2 separate regions of the Homo sapiens genome follow, and region 1 is linked to region 2. A link is a contact called in ENCODE Hi-C or POLR2A ChIA-PET data. All regions are on one chromosome and are shown on one strand. The core of a region is the stretch at or near the end of the contact, and the rest is flanking DNA. Distances in the headings are between cores, read along the strand shown.

The links. A loop is a pair of places that touch in the nucleus more often than their neighbours do. ChIA-PET counts read pairs that join two places held with the same protein, here RNA polymerase II (POLR2A). Pooled maps may share reads with other maps.
Region 1: a loop to region 2 is called in a pooled map, with 10 times the contacts of the local background. The contact joins two enhancer-like sites. A Hi-C loop is called at or near these places in 7 of 50 pooled maps. POLR2A ChIA-PET finds 5 or more read pairs at or near these places in 2 of 52 experiments (OCI-LY7 and naive thymus-derived CD8-positive, alpha-beta T cell).

The regions. Positions count from the first base shown.
Region 1 is chr12:94,371,314-94,375,607 of GRCh38, reverse strand. All of the region lies in intron 8 of CEP83 (centrosomal protein 83), which reads left to right. Among named protein-coding and RNA genes, the nearest start is that of CEP83, 86 kb to the left of the region's middle. Within about 2 kb of position 2,852, at least 2 of the 41 ENCODE cell types and tissues checked have a DNase peak (open chromatin) inside an H3K27ac peak, as active enhancers do.
Region 2 is chr12:93,782,057-93,785,888 of GRCh38, reverse strand. The region is part of intron 2 of CRADD (CARD and death domain containing adaptor protein); the gene reads right to left. Among named protein-coding and RNA genes, the nearest start is that of CRADD-AS1, 46 kb to the right of the region's middle. RefSeq lists enhancers at 1-812, 825-1,324 and a silencer at 1,142-1,436. Within about 2 kb of position 1,333, at least 28 of the 41 ENCODE cell types and tissues checked have a DNase peak (open chromatin) inside an H3K27ac peak, as active enhancers do.

The DNA of each region.
Region 1 (4,294 bases), core at 1,603-4,102, 590 kb before region 2:
TCTGATCAATTCTTATGACATCCACTGTGACTATTCCAGTCCAAGCCATGATTTTTCTAGGCTCCATTTCTGTGCTAGGTTGCTAACTGGTCTTTCTGCTTTCTACCCATTCAGAGCTCTGTATGATCTGGATCCTGCAGTCTTTTCACAGCCATGACCTGTATTTTTCCTCCTGTTCACTTTGCTCCCTTTGGCCTTCTCACTCTTTGAGCAAACTCACATCTTGCTCAGGGTTTCTGCACTTGTCTGAGTTTGGCTCAGTCTTCCCTCACGTATCCACATAACTTGCTTCTTCACCACCTAGATGTTGCCTAACCAGGGAGGCTTTCCTTGTCTTCACATTGTAAAACAGCATCTTCCTTCTTCCTCTGTCTTTCTCTCTGTCTTCCTTACCTGCTTCATAGCTCTTAATACTATCTGATATAGTTATTTGGTTTTTATTTTTTGGTCTCTCCTTTTCTTTCCCACCACCTTCCCCTCAACCCAATGTAAGCTCCAAGAGAGCAGGGACATTGTTTTCATCACTACTGCTTTTCCAGCTTCTAGAATGGTGCCGGCACATAGTAGGTACTCAAATATTTCTTCAATGAATAAATTAGTAGTAGCAGCATGATCTACATTTATATTCTCCTTAACAGACTGGATTCAAATTCTGATTTTTTCATTACTAAAAAAAGCTGTGTGACCTTGGGCAGTTCACTGTCTCTCTGAAACTTAAGTGCCTTTGTCTATGCAATGGGACTAATACCTACATTACAGAGTTGTGGCAAAAATTAAATGTAGCTGATGATGAAAATGATAATAGCAGTGATTATACACTGGTGATATCCTTAAATAAGAAAATATTGTAACATAAAGAATACAGAATTTTTAGTCCATTGACTAGTCTGTGTCTCACTGTCTCAATAACTATGTGTAACCTAAGGCAAGTTACCTAATATCATTAGGATCCAATTTCCTTATATCTGTAAGAACCCTTCCAGCCTACTAAGACTGTGTAAGAACTACTAGGAAATAATTTGATTGCCTCCTGATTAACTGTAAGTAGATTATATATTCAACAGATACACATTGAAAGCTTATAACTATAGAGTATACAAAAAAATAGATACAAAACACAAGTAAATTCAGGATATGGGGAGTTTCCATGCTTTTCTTCCAATTCCAGTATAAATTATTTTCAATTTTGTGAAATAATATTGAGTACGTAGTATTTGCAGCACATTGTTCTTGACCTGAGTAGCCAGACTACACTGCTGGAATAATTGGAACCACAGATGTCGCAATAGGACATGGGATGTGCTGGCTTCTGCTGTGGCTTCTCTCTTGGGGGGGCCACCAAGTATAATACTTTTCATGCAGTACATTTTACCTGAGCTCCCTAGCTCACCTGTGTGCTGACCCTGATTTTTCTTCTTTTTTTCCATATATATATACTCTTCCCTATTGCTCTTTCCTCTTAGAGTTAGAGCCTAGGTGATTTCTCCTACTCCGCTGAAGAAAGAACAGCAATCTAGTATAGTATTTATTTCTCTGTGCTTGTTTATTAATACACATTGCTAAGAGTTGCCTGTCTTTTTAAAGGCACACTTGCCTTATTTTGCATATAAATGGAGTATTAAATACCATCCTTCAACTTTAAACAAACCAAGTTTCATTTGAAGTCTTGTATGTAAAGATTCCATTGGAAGGGTAGATTTTAAAATAATATTTCAAACATGACTGCCACAGTTTTCTTTGCAACTTGAAGTTTTCATCAACATTTTGCAATTCTAGCAAATGGTTGTTTGCAGTGCAAAGGAACACCTGGGGTGTGTTTGTCTTAGTTACTCAAATTCATAAATGTTTGTCAGATTTTAGAACAAAGTTATGTCAGTGTGAGTATCAGTGTCTTGGATTAAAAGGTATTACCAAAGATGGCCTGAAAATGATGACCTTAAAGAGATTTCACATTCAGTGAGGTAAATTCTTCTAGTTCCCTCATAAGGTTTTTCATTTTCAGAATGCCAATAAAAGGTAGTTTTAAGAAAGCCACCCAACAGAGTTGTCCTTATTTACCTAAATTAATTGGGTAATTACATCTCAGAACTTTGAAAAAGATCAAGATTTAAGTACCATCTCTTTGGAATCTGTATCCAGAGCTTCTTAGGTAATACATATTGTCAATTATATTTCCATTTCTTGCTTATTTATGCTGTGCTCTTGTGTGTCTTTCTGTGAGTATGTGTACTTTAACAGATACTGACCCCCTGTAAAATGCCCAGTTTTGCCAGTTTTGACATTTATTAAAGTTTTGTTAGTAATATCTGAATACTTCCATTGTGTCAAAACATAAAGCAAATTCACAACATAAAGGCCAGAATCTATATGGCAAACATTCTGTGAAGAACAGGGTGACTTGGTCCAGTGGAGCTTTAGGAGACCATGAATTGCTTGAAATTTTATGCAACATTTTAACATGAGCATTTTATTTAAAAAAAAAATCCCTAATTTTCCTAGGATTTGGGACTTGATCACAAAGAAGATTAAGAACCAAGGATCTAGGGGCAGAAAGAAACTTTACTGTAACATTTGGAATTTGGTTCAGATTACTCATAGAAAAGTGCTATTATTTGTCATTACTGGGTAATACATTTTCATACGTTAAGTAAAATTCCTTTTAGTATATTTTTAGGAAATTAACAGTGTTCATATAAGTGATGCATCAGTGATGTTAGGATAATAGAAATAAGGCAATAAAGAAAAACTTTAGATCCATAAATGAGTACATTTGAATGCAGAGAGGACAGGTAAATTGCTTGAGCATATACCACTGGTTTAACAGCAAAAGTAGGCCTGAAGACAGACCTCACTTGTTGCTTGACTTCCTATTCGGTGTTCTTTCAGTTTCAATAATTGTAGTTTAGTTAAAAATGTCGTCTCATTTCAGTAAATTTCAGGGTGAAATGAATAAGAAATAAGTTTTTGTAGATCTTTTACCATGAGATGAATCAACTTCCTATGAAATAAGATGGCTCTAATTTTCCACCTCATGCAGCTATAGTATGTTTGTTAATGAAATGCTGTGTCATTCTTAACCTTTTACAGTTAGTATATAATAGCAGGTTATAATTACATTTGTCATAGTGATTGGATTTTCTTTGTAATCATATTTCTTCAAAATTTTAAAGTATTTATAATTTAAATTCTATCTGTCCATGAAATTATAATGTAGTAAAATCCAATCTACAGAAAGTTTAAGTATTAAAACAAATTATCAGCTGTTGTCATGTAAACATCATTTTATAAAACTTGCTTTTATAGAAAATAACTTCCAAAAGGAAATTAAAACCACAGGCCAGGTGTGGTGGCTTAACGCCTGTAATCCCAGCACTTTGGAAGGCCGAGGCGGATGGATCACGAGGTCAGGAGTTCAAGACCAGCCTGGCCAAGATGGTGAAACCCCATCTCTACTAAAAATACAAAATTTAGCCAGGTGTGGTGGTGCATGCCTGTAATCCTAGCTACTCAGGAGGCTGAGGCAGAGAATTTGCTTGAACCCAGGAGACAGAGGTTGCAGTAAGCTGAGATTAAGCCACTGTACTCCAGCCTGGGCGACAGAGCGAGACTCTGTCTCAGAAAATAAATAAATAAAAATGCAAAACTGATGTCAGCACAGGGTCACCATTTTATGTACGGTCATTTAAAAATCTACGAGTTAATTTGGAGGGATGTCTTATTGTAGTTACCAGTACATAAGGCAGTACTCACTTTTCTGTTTATTTCCTTTGGATGAGGATTTTGCATGAAACTATTCCTTGAAACGTTTTCAGGACCTTTTGTTGATGGAATATCTTCCAATAAGACACTTCTATTTCTTATCCTTGCCCTCTTTGGCTCTAGGACCTTTTTTTGATTTGTGTCTGACTCCCAACTCCAGTATTTATGGGGTTTTATTGGACTCTTAAGTAAATTGTCTTTTATTTTCCTGTTTCTGCCATCTCACATTTTCTGTATTTGATGTGTATGTATTTGTAGTTTCCTACTCTGATTCCATACTTTTATATATTTGGATAATATATCAGAAAATGGGTTAATCTAACCTTTGTGTTTGTATTGATTAAATCCTTATTATATGACTATATCTAATTTTAGAAGCTCCTTACCAAAGAGAAGGGCTATGGAAAATGAATTTATATGATTTATACTTGTTCCTGCCCCCAATCCCCTACCTAATACTTGTGCACATGCGCACACAGACACAGTCTATACACATTACACTATTTTGTCACCAGATTCAATTGATTCTTCCTTC
Region 2 (3,832 bases), core at 84-2,583:
AAGTACACGACTTTATGGTGAATTTAAGGCCAAAGGGTCACGTGACTTGTTCATGGTCACAAGCTACAGGCCTCGATCCCATACGTCCTTATTCTTGTCTGCTCTGCTACTCAGATTCTCACTGGCAACCAAACATATATATGATTTAATGGCCTGTGAAGTAGGGTAACACCATTCTTCCACAATTCCCTTTGAAATGACTATCATGAGCTTGCATTTCTGATGAACATGCTGGAACTGCTAAGACTTCACATCTATTTTCTTTCATTTGCCAAAAGTCCCCTATAAATAAATCACTCAGCTTCCACATATCCTCTCCTTGGTCTCCCATTCCTGTTCTGCCAGGAGCTGCCAGCAGTAGCTGTGGTTGAATACTGAAGGGGAAAAGAAGCTACAAAGGAAGCCCCAGTGGAGCATCTTTGACTTCTAACCCATAGGCCAGGGGATCGGGAAGACGCATACCAGTGAGTGACTCATAGGTCACACATACCAGTGGGTGACTCAAGCCACTACCCTTTGGAGTAGACACAATTTTTATTTTCATTTCGGATGTTCGTCAGAGGAAATCAGTTTGAATCATTTTCAATTATGTAAATACTAAAGCATATTTCAACCACATAAGATGGTAAAATTTTCTCCTCCTTTCTCTCAAAGGTACTAAGTTTATCAAATTAAATGATAAAACTTCCTCTCCCAGACTAGGAAAATACACCAAAAAATAGCTTGCCAATTGAAAATTATTTTTAGAGGTGTTTGGAGTATATGCATTATCAAACATAGTTCCTATTTTAAAAAAAAAAGCAAAACACAACATTGTACTTATTCCAATGTTTCTATATGTGACTGAAGCCAGAAACTGTATTTGTCAAAATATCATTCTTTTGAGGAAAGTGATCAAATTAATAACGAGTTGTGCCTGAAGAGGTTTTGGAATCTCAAAGTAAGCAGGCTCTGTACTTTTCTAATTAATGAAGAACAGACAGCTCTTTATTAAGAAGAATCGACTTTTTATTTATACCAAAGTGGTGTTTCTTTGACATTTGTTTTTATTTCATTGCTGACCTACTTTCTTTCTGACAGTCTTGAATGAATATCTATTCTTATGTCCTTTAACCGTCTTGCAAGGTAGCCAGGCCAACTGGCTTTCCCCCTGGACAGTAAATCACTCTGGGACTCTGTGTTCTAATATCAACTCGGCCAGAGATTTGCCACGTGTGCTTTATCAGACTCTCCATCTCTTCTGCTTGACTTCAGACATCTGCAAAGCTGAAAAACAGCTCTGACACAGAACAAAGGGTTTTAAGGTGCTCTGAAAGCCCACAGAGGGCCAAACCATGACAGCTGTGGATTAGCACGTGCTCACTTCATTCTGCTGGTGCTTGGAGACTGCACAGTGGTTAGAAGAGGAAAGGCTCAGGGGTCAGACGGCCTGGGTTTAGAGCCCAGCTCTGCCATTTATTAACCGTGCAACCTTGGGCAACTCACTTAACCTCTCTGTGCTGCGGCCACCTCAGCTATAAAATGGGACATTGAGAGTTAAACATGATTAGATATTCAAAAGACTTAGTGCAGTGCCTGTCATACCATAAAACTTAGTAAATATCAGCAGTATTTATTATTTTTCCATTTTTGATGCCCTCACTGACATGCCCTGAGTGTGAGTAAAATTTTGTCATTCAGCTTGACTATATTTAGCGCCTCGATTCTTGAAGGAAACAACGTCAGAACCATTAGTATAATTTCCTAAGATCTAGTCAGACATCTCTAGGGCATAAATTGTTACGTGGGACCAGCCATGAAGTACCGCACTGCAGGTGTTTTGGAAAGTCGCACTAAATCTAAGCAGAGGATGTGAACCCCGTGCACCCTGCAGCAAGAGTTTGGCGAGGTGGCTTGCTACTCACTCTCTTCCCTGACTGATGTCTGGTTCTGACATCCAGAGCATGACACATGACAGATGACAGCGACACATCTGCACATGCCCACCAGCACACCCAGGTTTTACAAAAGCCAATGTCATTTTTTCAGTAAGTAAACAAAATAGTGGCACAAGGGATGTGCAGAATTTCACTTGTTCATTTGCTTTGACATTTTTAGGGAATTTCTTGTGATAGTCCTAAAAATATTTTACAAACACATGAAAAATGAAATTAGCCATTTTTCTCAGGCTTCGACTTCTAACAAAAAAGATTATCAAATATAAGCTTTTGAAGAACAAGCATAAATAAATGTTATTTTATGGCTTAAAGTTACAATTTATAGGCTTTTACTCTTTTCTGAATATGAAGAAAGTTGCCACACATTTTGCTTTTATCACTGCTTGCCTTTGATGAAATCTTTGTAATTGTTACAGTAACAACCATACCTTGCATCTTTCTCACATGCAAAAAACACAAATGCTACTCCACTTGATCTATCTTAATTTACTCATTGTTTAAAATTTATCCATAAACAAAATTAAAAATAAAAAAACTTAAAAATTATAAAATCAGAGGACTACTCCTGGGAGCCAGCATAAAATAAAACAAAAGAGCTCAGATTTTGGACACAGGCAGACCTGGATTTGTGGGTGAGAAACTTAGTCCCTTCTCTGCTTTGATTTCCTCATCTGTAAAATAATAATAATAATAATAATAATAATAATAATAATAATAATAATACCTATACCTGTAACTTGGAAGGCTGATGGTACCAGGACAGTCCCTGGGGGAAAATGTGGCCCAGCAAATGATTTCTTAAGAAATAGAAGGAAAGTAAAAAGGAAAGGAAAGAGGCAAAAAAGGAGGGAGTAGCAGTGACTCTCCCCAGGCTATACAAATTGGGTTATAACCCAGGCCTTCTGCCAAAATTCTGCCTCTCAAATAGAACACTTGACTGTTTTTATTATGTGAATTTTCCATACATAACAAAGTAGAGGAAAGTGTAAAGAACCCCCAAAAACCTATCACCAAGCTTCAACAATTATTATATTTTACCATTCTGATTTCACGTATTTCCCTATACACATACTTTTTTTCTTTTGAAGGAGTATTTTTTAAAGAGTCTTAGGCCTCATATTAATTCATTAATAAGTGCTTCTAAATAGATAAGGACTTTTAAAACTCACAATACCACCAACTCAATAAAATTACCAGTAATTCCTTAGTAACATGTAATAAACAGAGTATGTTTTATTTTTGCCTGTTTAAAAAAAAAGGCATTTTTTTAGTTAGTCAGTTGTTCAAATCAAGTTCCAAACAAGATTCATACCTGCATTTGGTTTACAGGTCCCTTAAGTCTTTTTTTTTTTTTTTTCCTGAGACGGAGTCTCGCTGTTGCCCAGGTTGGAGTGCAGTGGCGTGATCTCAGCTCACTGCAGGCTCCATCTCCCACCCTTAAGTCTTTTTGTTTTTTTTAATTATACTTTAAGTTTTAAGGTACATGTGCACAATGTGCAGGTTTGTTACATATGTTTACATGTGCCATGTTGGTGTGCTGCACCCATTAACTCCTCATTTAGCATTAAGTGTATCTCCTAATGCTATCCCTCCCCCCTCCCCCAACCCCACAACAGTCCCCGGTGTGTGATGTTCCCCTTCCTGTGTCCATGTGTTCTCATTGTTCAATTCCCACCTATGAGTGAGAACATGCAGTGTTTGGTTTTTTGTCCTTGCGATAGTTTGCTGAGAATGCTGGTTTCCAGTTTCATCCATGTCCCTACAAAGGACATGAACTCATCATTTTTATGGCTGCATAGTATTCCATGGTGTATATGTGCCACATTTTCTTAATCCAGTCTATCATTGTTGGATATTTGGGTTGGTTCCAAGTCTTTGCTATTGTGAATAGTGCC